Linked DNA regions of Homo sapiens: all the other regions are linked to region 2. A link is a loop called in an ENCODE intact Hi-C map of the cell type or tissue named here. Cell type or tissue: heart right ventricle. All regions are shown on one strand.

Region 1 (5,000 bases), 370 kb before region 2:
AGTTTTAAAATATTTAACAGATTCTTTCACTTATGAACCCAAATATCTCTGAAAAGATACAGGTACAAAACATGTAAAGTTAAATTGTATATAGATGTGTGTGTGTGTATATATATACACATCTATATAATTAAATATGGTGACATTTCATTCTTGAAATAGAAAAAAACATATAATTCCACATATGCAAAATATATACATGTAAAAATAATTACGTGTTTTTTCCACACAAAAAAATGAATTTTAAAAGGCCTAAAAATGTGAAAGGAAAGTGAACTGAGATATATCATTCTATGTTTTATATTTTATAAAGAGAATATAATCATGTGTTATTTGTGTCACTAATAATACATAAAAAAGGTTTTTTTTTTTTTTTTTTTGAAACAGCTCAGGCTAGAGTGCAGTGGCACGACCTCGGCTCACTGCAACCTCTACCTCCCAGGTTCAAGTGATTCTTCTGCCTCAGCCTCCCAAGTAGATGAGATTACAGGTAAGCACCACTATGGCCATTAATTCTTTTGTGTTTTTAGTAGAAATGTGGTTGGCCAGGCTAGTCTGGAACTCCTGACCTCAAGTGATCCACCTGCCTCAGCCTCCCAAAGTGCTGGGATTGTAGATGTGAGCCACCGCACCCAGCAAAAACTTTGTAAATTAAATCTTTTCTTCTTTACTTAGTGTGTAATCTTACAGATGTCTTTCCATTAAAGAAATGTTTGGTTTAATAACATATTTAAAAATATGGCAACTCTGCAGGACACAGTGGTGTGCGCCTGTAGTGCCCTGTACTCAGGAGGCTAAGACGGGAAGATTGCTTGAGCCCAGGAGTTTGAGGCCAGCCTGGGCAACATAGTGAGCCCCACATTCCAAAAAAAAATTTTTTTTCAAAAAATGTTTTAAAAGAATCAACAACTTCTTTCTGAAGACCTGCTTTAAAAAGTTATTAGCCAATGAAATACTACTACTCTAATCTCCTAATAAATCTTACTGCTTTACCATTCAAAAAGCAAGTGAGGCATCATTTCTCCAAGCAGTTTTTCACACCTAAATTACCAGCTACCTCTTCATTTCCTAAAGCCTTAACAGCTTAAGAACCTATCCCAAAACATGACAGAAGTGTCCTAACATTCTTCATGGCTTTACTGATACTATATTCACTTTCGGTTTCTGATTCCAAACGTAATAACATCTATCTGAAAGCATACATGGTAAAGGAACTCAGATACAGTTTTATATTCATAATCTTCTAGAGAATTCAAAAATCAGTGCTATGAAAAAATGTTTCTAAGTTAAAACAGAGACATAAAATTGTAAATTTACCATTACTATAAAAAGAAAATCATGCCCACTTTGAAAAATGAGAATTGCAGGGAAGAGGACAGCAAAATTAGACAAATAGGGAGTAGAGGACACACATTGAAGCAGAGATAGTAGAAAGCAAGAGGTAGAAACATGTTCCATCACATGGTAAAAGTAATACTTTTTTTTTTTTTTGAGACAGTTTTAATCTTGTCACCCAGGCTGGAGTGCAAGGGCACGACCTTGGCTCACTACGACCTCTGCCTCCCAGGCTCAAGTGATTCTCCTGCCTCAGCCTTCCGAGCAGCTGGAATTATAGGCACCTGCCACCACACCTAGCTAATTTTTGTATTTTTAGTAGAGACCAGGTTTCACCATGTTGGCCAGACGGGTCTCGAACTCCTGACCTCAGGTGACACACCAGCCTCAGCCTCCCAAAGTGCTAGAATTAAAGGTGTGAGCCACCGCACCCAGCTGATACATATTTTGAAGATGGAAAAAGGTCAGAAGAAAAATGACTTGACTATACATAATGCCTCCCAGAGAACAAACATAACCACAAAAAGGGCACTAAAACATATACTAATAGCTGTGACATAGCTGGAAAGTTCGAAAACTAAAATAAGTGGCGCAGAGAAATAATCGTCAGTTAAAGGATCAGAGAAGGGGCCGCAGAGGCAGAGGCAGCAACTACATTTCAACTCTACCCCTTCTTCTCAAATGAAAAAGAGCTGTTCTTTTCCTGACCACTCATGAAGTTCTATTGCTGTTGTTGCTGTTTTTTGAGACGTATTCTCGCTCTTTTGCCAGGCTGGAGTGCAGTGGCACAACGTCGGCTCACTGCAACCTCCGCCTCCCGGGTTCAAGTGACTCTCCTGCCTCAGCCTCCCAAGTAGCTGGGACTACAGGCACGTGCTACCACGCCCAGCTAATTTTTATATTTTTAGTAGAGACGGGGTTTCACCATGTTGGTCAGGATGGTCTCAATCTCCTGACCTCGTGATCTGCCCGCCACAGCCTCCCAAAGTGCTGGGATTACAGGCTTGAGCCACCGCTCCCGGCCCACTCATCAAGTTTTTATACCACATATATAAAAAAGGGAATGTGAGGGGCCGGGCGCGGTGGCTCACGCCTGTAATCCCAGCACTTTGGGAGGCTGAGGCGGGCGGATCACGAGGTCAGGAGATTGAGACCATCCTGGCTAACACGGTGAAACCCCGTCTCTACTAAAAATACAAAAAAATTAGCCAGGCGTGGCGGCGGGCGCCTGTAGTCCCAGCTACTTGGGAGGCTGAGGCAGGAGAACGGCGTGAACTCGGGTGGCGGAGATTGCAGTGAGCCGAGATCGTGCCACTGCACTGCAGCCTGGGCGACAGAGCAAGACTCCGTCTCAAAAAAAAAAAAAAAAGAGAATGTGAGGTCTTGGCTTTCCGAAATGAAAATAGCAGATTAAAGGTATACAGCGTATCAGCAAAGATAATTATCCAACCAGTAATTTATTCAGAGACTTATGGTAAGAAAATATCATAGAACATTAGTTTATATAAAGATATAAAAATGTATGTGCATGCATATTTAAACTACCATAAAAATCAAAAATACCTGTATAAACCTTCAGTAGCAAGACCACCGTTTTGCCTCTAGAGGGCGAACTTGGTCTTCTGAAACATTCTAGACGAGAGACGTTACTTTCAGACTTTACCAAAAGAAAAAAAAAGGAGCTAAAACTTAAGATGTCACAATAGCAGAGGTTCCCAACCTTTCTTGGTCAATGCCTTTAGTGTCTCTGATTTTTTTCACAGTAACTCTTAAGCCAAAAGAAATACCTAATGATTCTGTTTAATAAGTAGCTATGTCCAAACAATTTAATAAGGATATATTTCCTAACACTTAGTAACTGCTAAAAAAAAAAAATACACATAAATTGAAAAAAGAAATATGTTTTCTTTCATTCTTTTTTTTTTTTTTTCTTGAGATGGAGTCTTGCTCTGTCACCCAGGCTGAAGTGCAGTGGCATGATCTTGGCTCACTGCAACCTCCACCTTCCAGGTTCAAGCGATTCTCCTGTCTCATCCCCCAAGTAGCTGGGACTATAAGCATGCACCACCATGCCTGGCTAATTTTTTGTATTTTTGGTAGAGACAGGGTTTCACCATGTTGGCCAAGCTGCTCTTGAACTCCTGACCTCAAGTGATTTGCCTGCTTCTGCCTTCCAAAGTTCTGGGATTACAGGCGTGAGCCACTATACTCGGCCTCATTCTTAAATAACCGCAATTAATTACCAATTTGGGCATGTGTGGCTTTGTGCATTGTATACAATTTCTCAAACCTTAAAATCAGATTAGACATAACCCTCATTTCCAGTCCCACGCTGACTTTTTTACAGTATCTGGTTTTTATCACAGCAACCTCAGAAAAAACAGATTCACAAAGATATGATGCCACAGAAAAGTATGTAGTAGCACTTAATGTTGGAACTGTGTACTGCTTCTAATTACCAGTCTCCACCATATCCAACTGATGTGGAATATCACTGTTTGCCTCAAAAAATTTAAATATCCCACAGTACCCCAGTGTGTTAAGTGCAGCACACCAGAGTGTCTGAGCACATGGCTTGGGGATCACAGCACACAGTTTTAAGTACCAATAGATAAACTATTCACTATTTTCATCACTTGTAAAGAAAATTAACTACAAGCCAGGTGTGGTGGCACATACCTGTAGTCCCAGCTTCTCAGGAAGCTGAGGCAGGAGCATCATCATTTAAGCCCAGGAGTTTGAAGACAGCCTGGGCAACATAGCAATACCAAGTCTCTTGAAAAAAGAAATTAAGTTAGTTTACAGGGAGAGGAGGAGGCACATGGTCTAACTACTGACTAGCTACATAGTTCAGGCAAATCCTTCAAAAGGGAAAGGGAGGGGCTGCTTAGAAAGACGGCAATCTCAGCAACTTCTGTTTGTCTTATGCTTCTCTCAGGGACAAACATGCAGTCCTCTAGTGCCGTGCATGTACATTCTATGGGGGTGAACATCTTGGTTCTGGTTAAACAGCTAGTGCTTTTGACAGCTGTGCCAGGAAGGGTTAGGACCAACTACAAAAGAATATGGGTTCTAAAAGCATAGTGTGTGTCCCTAACTTTGTTTTTCCTGAGGAAAAAAATAAACCTTTTATTCAAATGCAAAAAGAAGAAAAAAAGAATTAACTACAATAATGTTTTTAAAGATCTAAAATTATTTTCTCATATTACTTGGAAAACCAGTTTTTCTTCTGAGCAATAAAAGGAACACTATTAAATCTTTAAAGGAAGATATCTTTTCCAATTTGAATGATGATTATTGCCTTCATGTGATTGTTTTTATAAATGCTAGCTGTGTTAAATTTGGTAAACTACAATTGGGAAGGATAAAAATAGGAAATGTACTATATGTCTTCTTCTGAGCAATAACTTCTCTGAACTTTAAAACACTGCAGATTGATCCAGTCTCACTGCTTTCCATTCTCACTTATCTAGTACTGAAGAGCCAAAGTTCAGAAGTCAAATAAGATCAGAAAGTCTTAAGAACTCAAGAATACAGATGTTAACAGAGATATCAGAAGAAATAGCTTCTAAATTACTAGAAACAGATTGTGTACCAACTCTTCTCATTTACAAAGTCCTTGGTTTAGAGAGGACACCAGAAAAGTGACAAAGGAAGGAGTTCAA
Region 2 (5,000 bases):
CTAGGTGACAGAGCGAGACTCTGTCTCAAAAAAAAAAAATGAGCAAAAAGTGATTTTCAAGACCATGCTTCATGTTTTCTGAGGGGCTAATTTGTACGGAAAAGCACAAGGCAAGAATTGCGACCTGAAAACATGCAATTTTTCTTCATAGGACTAAAATCACCTTTAAAAGGGGGTTATAGATGCTGAAAACAAAATCACTGAAGTCACCACAACCTGCTCATTTCAACATATAAGAATTATTAAGGACTAAATGCTGCACATCACTATAATATTAAATTCCCGAGGCTGCCATTCTAATGCAAACAAATCTATCAGATGGCAATGTTTGCCAAAAAGCTGAAAGAGCTTTAGAATTCAATTCAGATATTTTTAAAAAGTCAATAAGGTGCCATATTATGTAACTACATCATCAGAGACTGAGACAGTAACCCATAATCAAATAAAGATTTCTGCAACAGATGTCTAAATATTCACATTAAATGTAATAAATAAAGACTAGCCTCACACAAGTTCAACTAAGGTTTTGCCACCAAATCCTGTGTTTGCTGTGAATTTTTAAACTTTGTTTTTAGGTCTTTTGCTTTTTGGAACAGCAAATTAGGGATTCTGGGTGTAAAAGAGTACTTTTTACTTTTAAAATAAAGTCCCTATCCTCAGATATTTTAATTTTGTATCTTTATCTCGCAGAAACAAAATCTCAAAGTGCACAAAGATGTAAACCAATATTTATTCCAACACTGTTTTTTTGTTTGTTTGTTTTTTTGAAACAGTGTCTTGCTCTGTCACCCAGGCTGGAGTGCAGTGGCACAATCATAGTTCACTGTAGCCTTGACTCCTGGGCTCAAGTGATCCTCCCGCCTCAGCCTCCGGAGTAGCTAGTACTACAGATGCATGCCATCATGCCCGGCTAATTTATTTATTTATATTTTTTTGGCAGACTTGGGGTCTCACTATGTTGCCTGGACTGGTCTCAAACTGCTAGCCTTAAGCGATTCTCTCACCTTGGCCTCCCAAAGGTCTGGGATTACAGGTGAGATGAGTTGGAAACAACCTTAAGTGACTGCCAGTAGGAAAACATTAACATAGGATGAGAAATTCACACTATAGAATTCAGTGCACCATTGCAAAGAATGAGGTTACCTAGCAAAGGGTTTCTCAACCTCAGTACTAAATATTAGGGGCTGGATAATGCTTTGTGAGGTGCTGTCCTGTGCCTTGTAGAATATTTAGCAACATCTCTGGCCACTACCCATTAGATGCCAGTAGCATCCCGTCACCCCAGTTGTTGACAACTGAAAATGTCTCCAGACATTGCCAAGTGTCACCTCGGGGGCCAAACTGCCCCCAACTGGGAAACACCAGAGCGAATCACATTCATAGGCAGCCCTGATACACTCATAAGTGCACAAAGCAAAGAACAACACTTGTTACATAATGCCTGTTTTATTTCGATGAGATATATAATTGTTTATGTTATAGAAAAAGTCTGGATAGGTATGCAAAAAACAGTTAATACAATGAGAAAGTGAGGGAACTGTGGGTGGGAGGCTTTCCTCTTGTACTTTATCCACTTATGTGCTGTTTCAGCTTGGTAGATTTTAATTTCAGAAATGCAGTTTCTGAAAATAAACATGATACACAACTTCACAGTAAAGACAAAGGTTTAAACGGGTGGGACGGGAGGAGTCTTGTAAAAGGATGTGTGGTCAGGATAGGAAAAGCCCCCCTCAAGGTGGGTGTCCAGCAGAGCTCATGGGACACCCACGGCTGCCAGCAGCTGCTTCCAGCACCCTGGCCTTCTAGGAGGCTGAAATCATTATCTGACCATCAGACTGGAAGTATTCCAGTCTGCAGAATAACAGTCCTCCAACTGTACACTCCAAAATTCTCCTGAGGTTTTTTATTTTTTTCCTTCATGGCAGAAATTAAAGGAATCCTGCCAGGATTCAGCTGAAAGAGCAAGTGCTGAAAGATTCAGTTCTATTTCCACCTACTGGTAGGAAAAAAGACAACCATGCACAGCTCAGAAAAGGCGGCACAACCTCCAATGCTCCATTCACACTGACCCCTCCAACCCTGGAAGACCTTTGTCCTCTGAACTTGTACTGCAACAAAGCAACATCTCAGAAATCACCTGACAGTAATGTAAGTGTAACTAGATTCAAAACATCTTGAGGTGTCAATCAAATCAACCAGGGTACAGTTTTTATAACATCTGTCTTTACTCTAAGCCAGGAATTCTCTCAAGAAAACAGATAATAACCTCCTACTAAACACTCTTCTCTCTAATAAGGATATCCCGTACCCCTTTTATTTATTTAGCTCTTTTATGAGGCTCTCTAGAGCTACCGCAGAAGCAGCTTAGCATGGAGGTAACACACACACACACACACACACGCACGCACACACACACAAACACACACACAGGGCCAATGGTCAAAAAGACTTGAATTTGGGTCTCAGACTTTTCCATTGACTAGGATTTGGCCTTGAGCACATCACTTAACCTCTCCAAGGTGCCATTTCCTCTCCTGTAAAGTAGGCATCCTAATGGTAACACCTCACAGGGCTGTTGTCAGGATTAAATGAACTCATGTATTCAGCATGGTACTTGATGCATAGGAAATAAGCATTAGCTGTTTTTATTACACAATAATTCCACTGACTTCCACCCATTTTCCATCTGAAAAACTGAGGCAAAGGGTGATACTCAAGAGCAAGGAAACTCTGAACAGCAGAACGCATTCTGAATGTGACCCAGGTCATGCTGCAGGTCTCCCCAAACTCCCTGCCTTTCCCAGTTCACTCAGGAAGAGGATATCATCTGTTGTCATAACAGAAGTGCCAGCATACTTGTCTCATGACATACATATTTCCAGTCAGATGATCCAAATATTCCCTTCATTCAAACAAAGGTAGCCTCAGCTCAAAACAGCTAGACACCGATACCAATGCTTTCACCCAATGTCACTTTTACTGTAAAGAACAGAATGCCAGCAGTTTAGTCAGTAGAAGTCAGCAGTAGAATTCAATCTTTCAATGTGAATGACTCCCTAAATCCACATTTACAAATTTGTCACCTAATTTTACACCAATTATGTGTTCTCAAGTAAACCAACATGGACATTAACATGTTCAAACAAAATTAAAATTCTACTAGCCCAATATTTTTTCAATGTCTTATTGATGTCAATCATTTGGAAAGGATGCATCTGCCACCTACTTCGTATTAGATGGAGGGGAGAAGAAGGTGACAAGGCACGTGCTGCCCTCAAGGAGCTCCCAGTCTAGCTGGGGACATGGGCACATCCCTGACTAACTAGCCATTCTGCTAAAGGTGCAAAAACAAAGCACTACAGAACCGAGAGGAGAGAGAAACTAATTGTGATGGTGAATGTGGGGATTCCAGAAAGATCTCACAGAAAGATAATTCCTGTGTTAGTTCTTGAAAGATAATAATTAGGCCAAGAAGAGAAGGGGAAGAAGGCAGGCAGAGAAAGGAATCCACAAAGACAAGAACAGAACCCCAGGCACTTGAAATCCTACTGACATTGTAGAAAACATTATGTGTAGACCCACATTTACAAGGCATAAATTGTCCAGTTGAGGAGAGGACTATAATTGATTGATATGGCTGTCTCACTTAATATTATACAAGTTATTCTTTAAAAAATCAATACTAAGCCCTGGAAAATGGATCAATGCAAAATTGGGATCTGAGGAAATAAAGCAATTAATATCATTAGTAACTAGACCAATGACACCTTTTAAAAGGAAATATATTTAAGCATTAGTTAAGTGGGTTTTGGTTTATCACTATGAAATCTATGTTCTGGCAAGATAGTATCGTAAAGCATTTGAGTAATTATATTAATGTTGTTCTAAATGGCTGTTTACATTTTGGACTTAATAAAGATACTCATAAAGCAGTTCCATTTAGAGATAAAAATCACCAGATTTACTAAACTCAGGACATGAATAGAAAATGGATTTCACATTGCATGCCAACTCTGATCAACTGGTAGAACTGTTTGGGATGGGCCCTGTGTTATGGCTCACACCTATGGTCCAACCACTTTGGAGGATAGCTTGAGCTCAGGAGTTTGAGACCAGCCTGGGCAACATAGGGAGACCCTGTCTCTACAAAAAATAAAAATGAAAAATAGAAATTAGCCAGGTGTGGTGGTGTACATCTGTGGTCCCAGCTACTCAGGAGGCTGATGTTGGGAGTATCACTTGAGCTCAGGAGTTCGAAGCTGCAGTGATCCATGTTTGAGCCACTGCACTCCAGCCTGGCTACAGAGGGAGACTCTGTCTACAAGAAAAAAAAAAAAAAAAAAAAGAACTGCTTGGTATGATACATTATGAAAAAAATTTTAGGCCCTGTCTGAACTTGAAACTGACCCAGTTTTCCCATAGAAATGATATTTATGGGTCACTGAATAAACATAAAAATTGGCCCTCCATCTTAACACTTGAAACTTGTATTTGTCTTAACTGAGTGCCTTCCTCAGGAACTGACCCTCAGACAAGGGACTGAAACTCAATAGATCACCACAACCAGACAGTGAGATATCAAATCCCTCATTGATCATGATTAATTCCCTAATTCCTGTTTTCCCGCCTTCTGTGCTATATAAACACCCTAATTTTTGTCAGTCCAGGAGCTGGATTTGAAACCTCATCTCCCATCTCCTTGGTTGCAGCACCGATTAAAGCCTTCTTCCCTGGCAATGCTTGCTGACTTGGTGATTGGCATTCTGTGTGGGGAGCAGTAGGACCTAAACCAAACCTCTGGTGTTTTGGTAACAAATTCATGAAAAACAAGTGTCATGATTAGTAGCATCTGCCATGGGTGCAGTGGGCTGGAGGTAGCACATGTGCCCAGTATTGCCATTCCTGACTTAAAACCCTAAAGTGGAAGGGAAGAGGAAATGAACTAAATTGATCGATTGGCTTCTATTTATTGAATCATAAAATGCTGTCTTCTCCATACT
Region 3 (5,000 bases), 200 kb before region 2:
GGTATGGGTCAGATGAGGAGACTGGCCCTCATAGGGCTAAGCAGGAGCAATGTCTTACACTTCTCTGTTTCCCCAGTACCTAGCCGCAGTGTCTGTCATTTAAGGTGAACTGAGTTTTTTGGGTTCAAATTCAGGAGAGGAATGTCAGAATCCTGGAGGATCCTGGTGGGGTATAGTTAGGAGACCTCAGGATGCATCTCAGTACAAGCCAGAGGCAGGTGGAGGGCTTCAGAAATCCTGCTCTGAGTCAATCCATCCTTGCTGAGGGTGAGTTCTTTGTATGGGAAATGACTCCGGCCTTCTATGTTAGCGGGTAGGTCTGAGCCCACTGGAGCTCTGGATCACCTGGTTTATTTGAGGTCAGATCATCACTAGGTCTAGACCCATGATCTACCAGAAAACAGAAAGGCCTTACGGATGTGACTGTGGAATCATTGCTGGTACCCCTTGGGAAGTCATCATGAAAGGTTGCAAGCAGTCTTAGAAAACTGGCAATAGGGATTATATTGTCCCATTTTTCCAAAATAAGGAACAAGTAAGTTGTGGAAATTATACTGTGGGCAGTGTCAAGGTGATAGCTGACAAAATTTCATGATGGGGTATTAATCACTTGGTTTGTGAGAACTTAGAAAATAAAGAGGTGATTTGCAAGAGTTAGAGTGGATCTACTAAGAACAAGTTTACCACACAGTGACCTCCTTAGCTGTTTTGGATAAGATAATTCACTTTATGGGAAAAACAGCAGATAAATAGTGTTTCTCAAACTTCCAGGATAATAAGAATTATTATTGTTATTATTTTTTACGCAGACACCATGGTGACTTAAGGAATTATTTTTATATAAACAGATGACCAGGCCTTTCTTCTGGAAATTCTGACTTAGTCAGTCAGATTTGTGACCTTAGAATCTGTTTTTCAAAGTGCTCCAGCGATTATTCTTATTAATGTACTCTGACTTCTGTATCACCTTTGAAAAGGGCTTCTCTAAAGACCCAAGTCTGAGACTAAGCTCTATTGCTATGAGCTGGGTGGCCTTGAGAAAGTCACACAAGTGGCCAGGTTTCAGTTTTCTATTTTATAAATAAAGAAATCAATAAAGAAGTCGAAGCACACTCTGGGAAATGCAGGCTACAAGAGAGGAGAGCACCAGACGGGGGCAATAATCATCAAATGCCAGGGGGCTTATTTAAGAAGGGCACAGGCCTCTCCATGTGGCTGGCTGACTCAAGGGCAACTTGGGATGAAGACACAGTTTGAGAAACTGCTAATAAATGTACCAGATGACAGAAACAAAATTCACAAAGAACTTTGTAGGACGTAATAATATACCAAAACCAAGAAGAGCAGAAATAGAGATAAATGTGAGGCTCCCATATACAAAAGGTTAAAATTCATTGTTAATCTGGAAAAATGGGAACGCTGGGCATAAGAACAGTCTATATGAAAATAACTGAATGCTTTTTGTTTTCTACAAGCTCAACATGAGCTCAGTGTGTGCTAAAGAATTTTTTTTTTTTTTGAGTCAGGGTCTTACTCTATGGCCCAGACTGGTATGCAGTGGCACAACATGGCTCATTGCAGCCTTGGCCTCCCAGGCTCAGGTGATCCTCCTGCCTCAGCCTCTCCAGTAGCTGGGAATACAGGCACATGCCACCATGCCCAGCTAATTTTTATATTTTGTGTAGAGATGGGGATTTGATATGTTGCCCAGGCTTGTCTTGAACTCCTAGATTCAAGCAATCGACCTGCCTCGGCCTCCCAAAGTGCTGGGATTACAGGCGTGAGCCACAGCGGCTGGCCAAGAATTTTTGAAAAGCAGACAGTCTGAGGCTGTATTAACAAAGGTTTAAAGTTCAAATTAGGGGAGGTGATGGTTTCACTGTTCTTGTGCTGTAATATACTACCTAGAATACTGATTTAGTTCTGGAAATCACATTTTCAGATTGACGAATTCAAGAATATCCACAAATTTAAGAATATCTACGATATTCTTAATGGTAAGTAAAGAGTCTTAGCAACCATATCCTGTCAGGAACAGTTGGCACAACAAGAATTTTTAGCTTGGAGAAGAAAAGCTGGTGGGGAAACACATGATAGCTTTCTAAATATAAAATTAGTCTGTACAGCTGCAGAGGGAAGAGGGAGGGCCAATGAGAAGGAGGAAAAGGAAGGAAGATTTGGGCTCAACATAAAAAAGACTTCTGTTCATTAGTGGAATGAAGGCCTTATAAGTAACTGCAAATGACTGTGCACAGAATGGAAAAGGCAAGGACATTCACATTTATCATTTATCTTGAAGACCACAGTGGTATGTGTGGTTAGCAGCTTTATCTGCTTGGCAGTGAGGACTGGGCAGGAATTGTTGGATAAAGAAAACAGCACAGATGAACAGGGCTCTAGAAGAAAAAGCACCACACTGGGTGGTCAGTCACTGATGTGGCATTTGAGGAAGGCAAGGTAGAGTATACATGCTAACATTTAAATAACTTTGTAACAAGGCCCATCAGCATAGGTGCCATGGCCTCTGAAACCCAAGCAAAAGCAAGGTCACCTGGAGCAGATTTGGAAGTGCAGATCTGGATAAAGGTAGACCTACTGGAGGTCTCCAACTGGTGGCCCTTGGGGCTGACTGCACCTCCAGACCTGACTTGTTTGGCTGGTGCAGTGTTTAAAAATAATTGAATTAGAGCTGTTCTTTGACACGGCGTGCACACTCCACTCCTGTCCTCACCACTTCCAGCTGTCCTGTATCCAGCTGGCTCCTCACACTGATGTTTCCTGCTTAGCCCCTGAAAGTGGCTGATTTTGCAACTTTTGGCCCAGAATCATGGGTGATCTTCAAATTGGGTAATGTATTACCTTCAGAGGACACAAACACTTCAAGGGAATATGCAGGTTCGGATGTTTGTAAAGAAACTGGTTTCTGTATGTTTAGCATCTGTGTGCCTGTACTCTTTGAGCCAGCCTGAGAGCAAGTCTGTAGCTGGCTAGTTTCCAAAGTGATGTTTTAGGACCAACAGTGCCCTCCTAAGTAGGACAAATAGTTTTGTCAGCTGTCATCCTGTGGGATAAGTAGGTGCAGACTGGAAAATGGACTCAGTGTTCTGTACCTGAACTTTTTCACAGACCTTTGAGCCGAGGGTCTCCTACACAGGTGGGTTTGTCGTGCTTGGGCCCAGATCTCTGTTGTCCGGATCTGGGCCCAAGCAGCATAAACTAGTGATACGCTGGGATCACAGGGCTATGGCTTTTGGGCTTCTACTACAGGCCCCATGCCAAGGGCTCCCCTAAGGGGACTCTCCCTAAAGGGGACTATAGCAGCCATTATGGGATGAACAACCCCCTAAGCTCAGTTTCAGACACAACAGTCACACTTCATCCCACTCAGAATAAATTAAATAACGGAGGTATATTCTATGTGGGAACTATTCCACAAATTAAATCTTGGGTGAGTGAGATGAGAGAATTTATTGGTCTATGGAATGAAAAGCCCAAAATCAAACTTATCATTTAAGGAAAGTCAGTCTTGAAAAACTAGTAAACCAGCAGGTCATCTGAAAGGTTAGAATGATGTTATTTTTCTTTGTTCTAGGCACACTGCCTTTTCATAACTGGTTTAACAGAGGGGAGTACCTTTTGCTTTAAGATATCCACTGGCGTCTGATGGGCTTTTAGCTTCTTGTTTTTAAGAAGAACTTTCTTTCTGAGTTGGTCAGGTGAAGGAAGCATTGGATCATCTGAGAAATCAGTCTCAAATAAGAATTTAGTCACCAGCTTTTCTCCAAACACAGTCTAAAAAGAATGAAGGAAAACATACAATCAATGCCTTTTATCTATAATTGATAAATATATGTACACTTCATAAACATAGTAGATATTTTAGACTGGTTGAATTATTTAAAAAGTCTTAGGAAGAGGAACTAGGAAAGAAGCTGTCCCCTGCTCCTGCCCCCTTCACAGTTTCTTACTGAAAGGAAGGGAGGTGTTTAGAAGGACAGGAGGAGAGGTCGAGGCCACTCTGCAGCTGGTGTCAGTTCTAACTATTTAGGAAAATATTCTGTGGTCTGATGTATTAAATAAGAAAACAGAGAATCAGTTAGAGGCTGTTGTTTGTAGAATAAGGTTAGTTTCAGATGAAGTCAAGTCAAAAGGATAAAACTTTGGAGGGGGTAGGGAGCAGGGACAAAGACATAGGTAGAATTTGCGTCCACATAGTGTAAAGAACCACAGACACAATTCTCACAAAGATTTTGAGCATGGATCTCCAAAGCAGAATGTGTGTCTGTCAAGGAGGTGGGTGGAGGGAAAGCAGACACAATGCTTATATCAACTCCATTGTTGCCCAGGCTGGTCTCGAACTCCTGAGCTCAAGCGATCCACCCGCCTCAGCCTCCCAAAGTGCTAGGATTACAGGTGTGAGCCACTGGGCCTGGCCTTGAGTTATTTTTTAATTGAAAAAAAAAATCAAAGCTTAGGCCAGGACAATATGAAAAGTTAATTAGTTTTGTTGGCATTAATATTTGGGGACATTTTGTCAGTGCCCCTCTTTCCCACTGAGAGCCTCATTTCCACAAATGCCTCTACCATTAAAGGAAGGGGGAAGTATAATGGAATATCTGCTTCTAAATCTGGGTGCATTATTGTTGTGGGAAGTCAGGGATCCCGAACGGAGGGACCAGCTGGAGCCGTGGCAGAGGAACATAAATTGTGAAGATTTCACGGACGTTTATCGTTCCCAAAATTCATACTTTTTAATTTCTTATGCCTGTCTTTACTTCAATCTCTTAATCCTGTTATCTTTGTAAGCTGAAAATGTACGTCACCTCAGGACCACTATTGTACAAATTGATTGTAAAACATGTGTGTTTGGACAATATGAAATCAGTGCACCTTGAAAATGAACAGAATAACAGCGATTTTAGGGAACAAGGGAAGACAACCATAAGGTGTGACCGCCTGCAGGGTCAGGCAAAAAGAGCCATATTTTTCTTGTTGCAGAG
Region 4 (5,000 bases), 150 kb after region 2:
AAACTTTATAAAAACTCTCTTATAAGTATAAGGGGTCAGACAGGCAGGACACCAAAATTATAAGAGCTAAAATTATATATAATATAATATAATCATGGCAAAGCAGCTTGTATGTTCTCTTGCTATTGTACAGTTTGTCATTACGATGTCATGAGCACCTGCACAAAGCAGATGGACCTGAACATTATCCAACATTTCCTGCAGGGCAGCCCCCGGGGCTGTGAGAGCATGCTTATTTTAACAATTTGTTGTGAGTGGTCCTGAAAAGTTCCTGAATTTTTTGAATAGTTTAGAACTACAACCTTCATAATCAGTTTACAGGAAGTTCGAATAATTGCTCTAAGATGGCAGAAGTTTCACTCCACATTGTTTACCAATATGATTTAATCTGGCCGTTTAAATTAACATATTGATGGTCTGAAATATATATACATGTTGTTTTTACTATTGTTTTCAAATGAATGAGGTATGTCTTTATCTTCTGACATGAAAAATTTTCGTGATATACTGTCTAGTGGGACAGAAGTTTCGGGACAGAATGTACCATATGATTCCATTTTGTAAAAATTAATCAATCAATTAAACAAACAAATCTATATGTATCTATCGAAAAGAGAATCCAGCTAGGCATGGTGGTGTACATGTGTAGTCCCAGGTACTTAGGATGCTGAGGCAGGAGGATAGCTTGAGCCCAGGAGTTCAACGCTGCAGTAAGTTCATACTACTGCAGTCCACTCTGGACTACAGAAGGAGAGCTCGTCTCTAAAAAAATGGGAAAAAAAAGAGGAGAAAAATAAAAGAAGAATCCACTCTACTACTTAAAGGTCAGGGGAATTGAGCCTTCCATTTATATTTTACATTTCTGTGTTGCTAATTTTTTAACTATATGGAAGTTTATTAATGATGCAATCCCTGATTTAAGATACAAGAAATGCATCAGAAATCCAGATGTCAATGTCCTATACAGATTCTTGCTTTGAAAATATGTTCTGAGAGCAATGTGATTGCAGTCCTTGGAAAATCTTCTCTGACTGTTGCTGCAACTTTACTTATTTATTTTAAATCTGTACATATTTAATGCATACAGCTTGATGAGTTTGGAGATAAGTATACATCCATGAAACCATTTCCACAATCTATGCCATAAACATATCAATTACCTCCAAAAGTTTCCTCCCACCCTCATTATAATTTGTGTTAAGAACACTTGACATTGATCTACCATCTTAGCAAATTTTTAAGTATAAAATGCAATATTATTAACTCTAGGCACTATGTTGTACAGATGTCTAGGACCTATTCATGTTGCATAACTGAAATTTTTTGTGCCCTTTGACCAATAGTTCCCCATCTTCCTTTGCCATATGGCCCTGGCAACCACCATTCTACTTTCTGATTCTACGAGTTTGACTATACCTGATACCTCATATAATTGGTATCATGTAGTATTTGTCCTTCTGTGTTAGGCTTATTTCACTTAGCATAATGTGCTCCAGGTTCATTCATGTTGTCGCAAATGGCAAGATTCTTTCTCTTTTAAGTCTAAATAATATTCCACTGTATGTATATATACACCACATTTTCTTTATCCATTTGTCCTTTGGAAATTTAGGTTGCTTGCACGTCTTGGCTATTGTGAATAATGCCGCAGTGAACACAGGAGTGAAGATATCTCTTCAGTATACTGATTTTGATTCCTTTGGATATATGCCCAGAAGTGGGATTTTTTAATCATATTATATTTTTAATTTTTCAAGAAACTTCCAAACTGTTTTCCACTGTGGCTACACCAATTTACGTTTCCACCAACAGTGTAGAAGGATTCCCTTTTCTTTACTTTCTCGCTTGTTGAATTTTTAAAGTATCACCTTTGAAAGATAAATACAGTATTTTTTAAAACAAAAATATTTCTCCAGGCATGGTGGCTCACGCCTGTAATTCCAGCATTTTGGGAAGATGAGGCAGATGGATCGCTTGAGCCCAGGAGTTCGAGACCAACCTGGCCAACATGGTGAGACCCTATCTCTACAAAAAATACAAAAATTAGCTGGGCTGGTGTCATGCTCCTGTGGTCCTAACTACTCGGGAAGCCGAGATGGGAGGATCACCTGAGCTTGGGAAGTTGACACTGCAGTGAGCTGAGATCAAGCCCCTCCACTCCAGCCTGGGTGACAGAGTGAGAACCTGTCTCAAAAAAAGAAAAAAAAATCAAGAAACGCAAGCCACTGGTTTCCACAGCAAGTCTTGACCATAGCTCCACACCACAAGGGGGTGCTGTGGGATTCTGAATGAGTCACATCACTGGCACCTCAGTTTCCCCTCTGTAAAACGAGGATAACACCCCCCTCACCGGGAGGTGGCGGAGCTGAAAAGATGTGGCTGTGAAAGCGAGTGGGTCTGAGTGGGTTCTGGGAGACTGCCTTTAATTTTCCTAAATTTGAATGGGGGTTGGGATAAGGTGAGACCAAAGAATCCCTGTTCTGGTCGATTATGTTTCTAAAACTAGAACTAAGAATTCAGTGCTTAGCTTCCTCCTCTGACCTAAGTCTCTTCTCACACTCCTATTCAAAGTGCTGGGGTGGAAGGAAGCTTGAAGTCACCCTGTCCTCAAAGAATCTGACAAAAGTTATGCACCTGAATCCCAGAAAACTGCATGGAAAGCTGAATTTTAAATATAATTCCTGGAGATTCCCAGGCCCACGTGAAGGATCCTTCATTGATTTAATTCAGGCACCTTATTTTACCCAGGAGAACAAAATTTAGAAATTAAGGCCACTGAACCTGGCTGTTAATGGCTCACAGATTCCCCATCCCCAAGAATTGCTCTGGGTATAAGACCCACCTACAATGCAGTGGTGTGATTTATGCTCCTGAAAGCACATCCTCTGCCAGGTGCAGTGGCTCAAGCCTGTAATCCCAGCACTTTGGGAGGCCCATGAGGGTGGATCACCTGAGCTCAGGAATTCGAGACTGACCTGGGCAACATGGCAAAACCCCATCTCTACAAAAAATTTAAAAAGTAGCCTGGTGTGGTGGCAGCTACTTAGGAGGCTGAGGTGGGAGGATTGCTTGAGCCCTGAAGGCAGAGGTTGCAGTGAGCTGAGATTGTGCTACTGCACTCCAGCCTGGGTGACAAAGTGAGACCCCGTCTCAATACATACATAAATTTAAAAAAGTGCATCCTTGCTTGCCTCTTTCCCCCTCCCTGGTCTGTTTTCCTCATGAGCTTTTCCTGAAGAGCATATGCCCAGTAAATCACACACACCTCAACCTCTGTCTGGGGCTCTCCTAGGGAATCTGACCTCATACTAGTACCAAGTGTCACTGGCATCATTTTATAGATTCCAGACATTGATAACATGTGATGACAATACACTGATAAGATATCTAACTGCTCTCTTCACTTTATAAAATCATGCTTGGGACCTCAGAGATCATTTAGTCATCTTAGAGGTGAGGACATGTATTATATATATGTAGATATATACTTTATATTATTTATATATTTATTCTCCTGCTTTTTCCACTTAATATCATAACATGACGATTTCTCTTTACTTCTTTTTTTGTGGCTCCATTTGGTAAGCTTTGTAAAAAGAACTTGTATTTGGGGCCGGGTGTGGTGGCTCACACCTGTAATCCCAGCCCTTTGGGAGGCTGAGGTGGGCAGATCACCTGAGGTCATGAGTTCAAGACCAGCTTGGCCAACATGGTGAAACCCCGTCTCTACCAAAAATACAAAAAAATTAGCCGGACATCATGGTGGGCACTTGTAATCCCAGCTACTCGGGAGAATGAGGCAGGAGAATCGCTTGAACCCGGGGGGCAGAGGTTGCAGTGAGCTGAGATGGTGCCACTGCACTCCAGCCTGGGTGACAGAGCGAGACTCCATCACAAAACAAAACAAAACAAAACAAAAACAAAAACAAAAAACTTTTAAGTTCAGGGGTACATGTGCAGATTTGTTATATAGGTAAACCTGTGTCTTGGGAGTTTGTTGTACAGATTATTTCATCACACAGGTGTTAAGCCTAGTACCCATTAGTTATTTTTCCTGATCCTTTCCCTTCTCCTACCCTCTACCCTCTGGAAGGCTCCAGTGTCCACTGTTCCTCCTCTATGTGTCCATGTGTTCTCAACATTTAGCTCCCACTTATAAGTGAGAACGTGTGGTATTTGGTTTTCTCTTCCTGTGTTAGTTTGCTAAGGATAACGAGCTCAAGCTCCATTCATGTTCCTGCAAAGGACATGATCTTGTTTTTTTATAGCTGTATAGTATTCCATGGTGTATATGTAGCACATTTTCCTGACACAGTCCACTATTGATGGGCATTTAGGCTGATTCCATGTCTTTGCTGTGAATAGTGCTGCAATGAACATATGTGTGCATGTCTTTATGATAGAACGATTTCTATTCCTTTGGATTTCCCTTTACTTCTGTCTTTATAAAGATACTTGTGAAAAGATGCATAATATTCTAATCTATGAAGGTAGCTTTTTTAAACCTAATATACTCAAATGGAATAGTTATTTGTATTTTTATTATTATAAATTATAAAAGGGAATGTCTTTATGTAAATATTTGTTTCTGTGTTTCAGGGGTTTTTTCCCTTAGGAAAAATCTTCTAGAAATAGTTACTGGGCCACAGGGTATGATATGTATTGCAAATTTTTCAAAAAATTTTTACCAACTTAACATTCCCAACCACAATGCTGTCTGGCAATTTGAACCCTCTTGCCAATATCAAGTGTTATTTTTATAAAAACAAACCCCAAACTCTGACTTAAAGTGAAAAGAACTCACTGCTCCATTAATTTATCTTTATTTACAGTAAAGTTGATTTTTTCATATATTTATTAGCCATTTATTTTTCCTGTTTGGGGGCGTTTTCCCCCTTGTGTAGGGCTTTACTAATGAATTTGTACAGTTTTTGACAGCCACTCTGAAAAAATATTATACTAGTTGTGGACTTTGTTACTAAGCCCTTGATTTAGAGATA
Region 5 (5,000 bases), 150 kb before region 2:
CTGGGAGTTTTCATCTCCTCCCCTAACCCAGAATCCCTACCTAGGGACCTGGAGAATCAAAGAAAAATCTCAGTAATGTTATGAACTAACATTCCTTTATAGTGAGAACCCTCATGAGGATGGTGAATCTCAGGAAGCAATAACAATATCAATAGCTTCTCTTTATGAGGCCTTACTATACGCCACGCACATGTGTCAAATACTATATTATTTCACTGAATTCTACCTAAAGATGTAGGTGCTTTTTAGTATTATCCCCATTTTGCAGACAAAGTAACTGAGGCTCAATGAAGTCAAGTAGCTTGCCTGGATCACACAGGTATTCCTTGGGGGAATCAGGATTTGATTCCTGGATAAGGATTTGATTCCTAATTTGATTCTAACTTAAGAACTCATGCTCTTCTTCCTCACATACCATGCTGCCTCCCACAGGAGTAAGAACAGTTACTTTATGCCAGGTAGCTGAGGCTAAAAGGGGATAAAGCAGGCAACCTGATGAACAGAATGGTGATTTTGTTATTAGCTTGATGGAAAAAGCATAAGAACAGGATATCATAGTGGTCAAGCTCATGGGCTCCGAAACCAAGGTTGCCTGTATTCCCAGCAATGCCAGGTGACCTTGGGTGAATGACTTAATTTCTCTTAGCCTTAGCTTCCTCTTTTGTATAATGTGGGAATAAGAATAGTATCTACCTGATAAACCTGTTTTGAGAATTAAAACATACAATATAGGGAATGTGCATAGCTCATACTTGACATATAGTGTTTGTTAATAATGAGAGCTTACATTATTGGAGGCCTATTGTCAATGCTAGCCACTGTTATTACTAAGGGCAGTTGGTGGTCTATAGCATATAGCCCTGGAACACTACATAAGGCAGGCCTGAAAAGAGACAGATAACAGTGGGGTTTACAGGACAGGAAGGGGAATAGTCAGTGGTGGGGTTGATCGGGTTATGCAACCAAGTAATTTCACTTGGCTTGGCAAAGAACACAGGATCACAGCAGACCCAGTGAAGTAGGATTGTGACTGGCCCACAGGGGCTGAATTCTGCAGCATCTTTGAGGGACAGGGCCTTTGGTGCTGAAAGAAGATAATACATTTCCCAAGTTAATCATTTCCAGTTACCTGGCTTGGGTAAAGGTGAGTCCCTGGACAATTAATTCAGTGCCATTCAGGTGATGAGAAGCGATTGTGCCAAGATAACCATATTCCCCACTGACTATACCTGAGGCCAGCCAAGAACTCCATGACAGCGTTGTAGTTGCCCATGTTCCAGCAGCATTTGGCCACATGCACCAAATATGAAAAGACTTCTCGCTTCTCCTCCATGGAGCCTGCCGTGAGGATCAGCCATGTCACCCAGGAGCTCACCTGGAAAACACACAGAGACATTCACGGGAATTATGTCCTAGAAGCTTGGCAATTTTTTTTTCCAAAAGCATTCTTTGTTTTTCTAAAAATATCAATTTGGTATTAGGAAATGAAAGACCTGTAGGTCCTGGCTGGGCGTGGTGGTTCACGCCTGTAATCCCAGCACTTTGGGAGGCTGAGGTGGGCGAATCACCTGAGGTCAGGAGTTTGAGACCAGCCTGGCCAGCGTGGTGAAAGCCCGTTTCTACTAAAAATACAAAAATTAGCTGGGCATGGTGGCAGGCGCCTATAATTCCAACTACTTGGGAAGCTGAGGCAGGAGAATCGCTTGAACCCTGCCTCAGCTTCAAGGTTGAAGGTTGCAGCGAGCAGCGAGAGGCAGAGGTTGCAGCGAGCCGAGATTGTACCACTGCACTGCAGCCTGGGTGACAGAGCAAGGCTCTGTCTCAAAAAAAAAAAAAAAAAAAAAAAAAAGACCTATAGGTCCTTAATCTCTTATAACTCTCTCTTTATTTTCTTTAAAACAAGAAGGCTGAAAAAGGCAATTCATAAAATCCTTTGATTGAAAAAATTTCTTTTGACTATAAGAAAATAAGGCCTAAGGATAATTTTGATTGAAAGATATTTGACTGATGGACATTAAAATGAAATGTACTTAACCCATCAGTTAAAGACATTTACTAAGTATTAAAATACATAATATCAAAGGAAAAATAAAAACATTTTTAAACAATCTTTTACAAATGCTTTATCTATTATGCCCCTCAAATGACAAAATATTATGAACAAATATTTATAGAGCACTTATTATGTGCCAGGAGCCATTCTAAGCACTTTACCTATATTACCTCATTTATCTCTCACAACAATTCTAAGAGTCAGGGACTGTTACTGTCCTCAGGGATGTGTGTAAGGTCTTCAACCACGTTGAAGGTAGCAAAGCCTAGGTTTGAACTTAGGGTGTCTTCTCCAGAGGTTGCATTATCAACCACTCACAAAATGCCTGATGTGTTTACACAAACTCTAATGTTCTTCAGTTCTGGGCTTAAAGTTATTCTAATGTGATTCGTTTTTCCTGCTACACAGACTGGAGGACAATATTTAAAAATAATCCATGTCTACACCCTCCCCTTATGATATGCAGCCTCTAAATCATCTGCTTCTGCTCTATGATTATTTTGCTGCCACCTTTACTTTGGTGCTTAGATGCTGGTGTCCACCTAAGTTACCTTCTCTATCCTGACTAGCATCTGGGTTGATAAGCTTGGTTGTCAACAGACCAAAGTCTTGGTCTTGACCTCACATGGCCCTACAAGCTCCGCTTGGTTCAGCATCAGTGCTGAAGCCTGGACAGCAACACTTTTCTCTGGACTAAGTTAGAGAGGCCGGAACACAGAGTTTATGGTGACCCATGACAACTGCAGGAAATAAGAGCTCAAGGTCAATGGCATACTGCCTGTAAGTGGATAAAATGATAAGAATTAATGGCATTGAGTGCTGGCAGCAACCACAGAGGGCAGTGCAACCCCATTTTTCCAGATCGAGAATCTATGGCTCATGGGAGAAGTGACTTTTCAAGGTCACAATTCTTGTTGATGTCAAAAGTAGGACTCCCAGCCCAGTGCTCTTTCATCTGGTGAAAGTTGACAGTTTCTTTCTTTCTTTCTTCCTTTTTTAGACAGAATCTTGCTTCGTTGCCCAGGCTGGAGTGCAATGGTATGATCTTGGCTCACTGCAACCTCGAGTAACTGGGATTACAAGGCCTGCCACCTCGCCCGGCTAATTTTTGTATTTTTAGTAGAGATGGGTTTCACCATGTTGGCCAGGCTGGTCTTGAACTCCTGACCTCAAGTGATCCACCCACCTCGGCCTCCCAAAGTGCTGGGATTACGGGCGTGAGCCACCGCACCCAGCCGAAAGGTGAGTTTTTTCAGACTTGGCTCTGGGTAGGTCCTCCTAAGCACTCAGTTTTGAGCTGCATATGTGAAGGCAGAGCAGGAATAAAAGGAGAAAATACTGAGAAGAGTCCAAAATATGACTAAAGAGATGAAAAAAACAAAATGAATGGTTGCTCACACCTCTTTCCTATCCCTACATAGAAACAAACAGGAAAATCAGAGCAACAGGGAGTTTTAGTGATAAAACAGGTCTATTCTCTGGTATGAGCCAGAGGCACTGGAGTAATTAATAATCTTCCTCTTCCCTTCTGAAACAGACTGAAGCAAAACGTGCTGGGCTACCTGCCACCCTCAAGCTCAGTCCTGAGCCTAGTGGGCTCCCAGCATGTGCCTCTGCCCTCCATCTGTACTGGACTTCACTGGGCCCTCAGGTGGCATCAGGAGAACAGGTCTGGAATCAGACCCTTGGGACAAACCCTGGTCCACATCATCCCAGGAACTGTCTGGGATTCCTAGTGCTGACCCGTCTCCTGCAGCTATGAGTAACCCCTTGCTCACAGTCTCCATGCCTGTCCTCTCACTTGATTCCTTGGTTAAAAGTCACCTTTGTGAAACCCTGGCTCACTAGAGCAAGAAATTATTTTGCTAACAGAGACTGAGTCATTGGTGCATCCATCTAATTCTTCCTTTAGTCTGACTGGCTTTTGATGAGCCCTATCCTAAAATGGGAAACCATCAGCAAACACTTAGCATCATAACCCTACTGACTCTTTGAGTTGGAAATTCAAACACTTCTCACAAATAAAAATGAGATCCTGAAAAGTAAAAAAACAGTTTCTCAAAGCCACCCAACTCATTAGTTGTTGAGGCCTCTGGCTATATTGTCTCTATGGCTTTAGCTCCTTTCTAGTTGAAATTGATGGCAAATCAGGGTCTCTGGAAAGTTGTCATTCTTTCAGGCTGTTCTGATACCATGCATTGACTTACTAGTCCAGTGGCTGGAAAGGGTTAACTCACCTCCCCCTGGAGAGGTCTGCTTCACAGGGCAGGTGGAGACCACCACTTGGTTTGTGTCACAATCCTGATCACTCATCCAGATTTATTTCCTATCAGTCAAATCATTTTCCATATACTTTCCCACAATGCTAGGAAAAAAACAGCGATACCATATTTCACATGGAAACCTAATTTAAACCAACTGTTCCATTGCCGAGTGTGAGTCCCCAGGGCCCTGGTTGTTGAGATTATGTAAGCACTGTTATCATAAACACACACACAGACACACCACACACACACACACACACGCACACACACCCCAACATCTGTTTACAAGCCTCACGGACAATTCTTATTATGGTCTGATGTATTCATAATTTTATAAGCATTAAATGGTGAGAGGGCCACCGCTAGTTATAAAATAATAAATGACACAAAAAGGAAATGAAGATTCAGTGACAAATGTCAAAATGTTGACCAAAGCATAAAAGGTGGTCACATTTACTAAGTGGAAAATGGGATGTGTTGCCAATCCAGAAAGAATTTCTGTGCAATCACACAGAAAAACAAAAAAATCATATAAATATAAAGTACTATGGTTTAGGCATAGGGAGTGCTACTAGAGCAGAAAGGTGTTAATGGTAGCAGATTATTTTGCTTATTTCAATAGTAAGCACAGAATGAGGAGAGAATCTGGCCCCCAGCCCAATTCTTTAAGCACCTCTCCCAGA

Evidence for each region. A loop is a pair of places that touch in the nucleus more often than their neighbours do. Peaks named below come from ENCODE experiments on the same cell type or tissue, not always from the same donor. Only the 100,000 strongest peaks of a DNase experiment are listed, where the experiment ranks them.
Region 1: it touches region 2 in a loop (4-fold over the local background); 9 of 110 quality-filtered maps call a loop at or near these places.
Region 3: it touches region 2 in a loop (5-fold over the local background); 5 of 110 quality-filtered maps call a loop at or near these places.
Region 4: it touches region 2 in a loop (2.2-fold over the local background); 24 of 110 quality-filtered maps call a loop at or near these places.
Region 5: a loop joins it to region 2, with 4 times the contacts of the local background. A loop is called at or near these places in 19 of 110 quality-filtered maps.

The regions. Positions count from the first base shown.
Region 1 is chr10:94,442,438-94,447,437 of GRCh38, reverse strand. All of the region lies in intron 2 of TBC1D12 (TBC1 domain family member 12), which reads right to left. Among named protein-coding and RNA genes, the nearest start is that of TBC1D12, 42 kb to the right of the region's middle. In heart right ventricle, a CTCF peak has its summit at 2,929 (motif pointing right); a DNase peak (open chromatin) is centred at 2,937.
Region 2 is chr10:94,073,533-94,078,532 of GRCh38, reverse strand. All of the region lies in intron 2 of PLCE1 (phospholipase C epsilon 1), which reads right to left. Among named protein-coding and RNA genes, the nearest start is that of PLCE1-AS2, 33 kb to the left of the region's middle. In heart right ventricle, a CTCF peak has its summit at 1,993 (motif pointing left); no DNase peak of the experiment used is centred here; H3K4me3 peaks cover 379 bases; H3K27ac peaks cover 2,698 bases.
Region 3 is chr10:94,272,354-94,277,353 of GRCh38, reverse strand. PLCE1 (phospholipase C epsilon 1) reads right to left here. Exons shown (of 33, transcript NM_016341.4): 19 at 3,634-3,792. Among named protein-coding and RNA genes, the nearest start is that of PLCE1-AS1, 12 kb to the left of the region's middle. In heart right ventricle, no CTCF peak of the experiment used is centred here; a DNase peak (open chromatin) is centred at 2,743; H3K27ac peaks cover 3,978 bases.
Region 4 is chr10:93,918,808-93,923,807 of GRCh38, reverse strand. No RefSeq gene overlaps it. Among named protein-coding and RNA genes, the nearest start is that of SLC35G1, 27 kb to the right of the region's middle. In heart right ventricle, a CTCF peak has its summit at 2,300 (motif pointing right); no DNase peak of the experiment used is centred here.
Region 5 is chr10:94,223,681-94,228,680 of GRCh38, reverse strand. It overlaps PLCE1 (phospholipase C epsilon 1), which reads right to left. Exons shown (of 33, transcript NM_016341.4): 5 at 1,230-1,375. Among named protein-coding and RNA genes, the nearest start is that of PLCE1-AS1, 61 kb to the left of the region's middle. In heart right ventricle, a CTCF peak has its summit at 2,883; a DNase peak (open chromatin) is centred at 4,540; H3K27ac peaks cover 2,851 bases.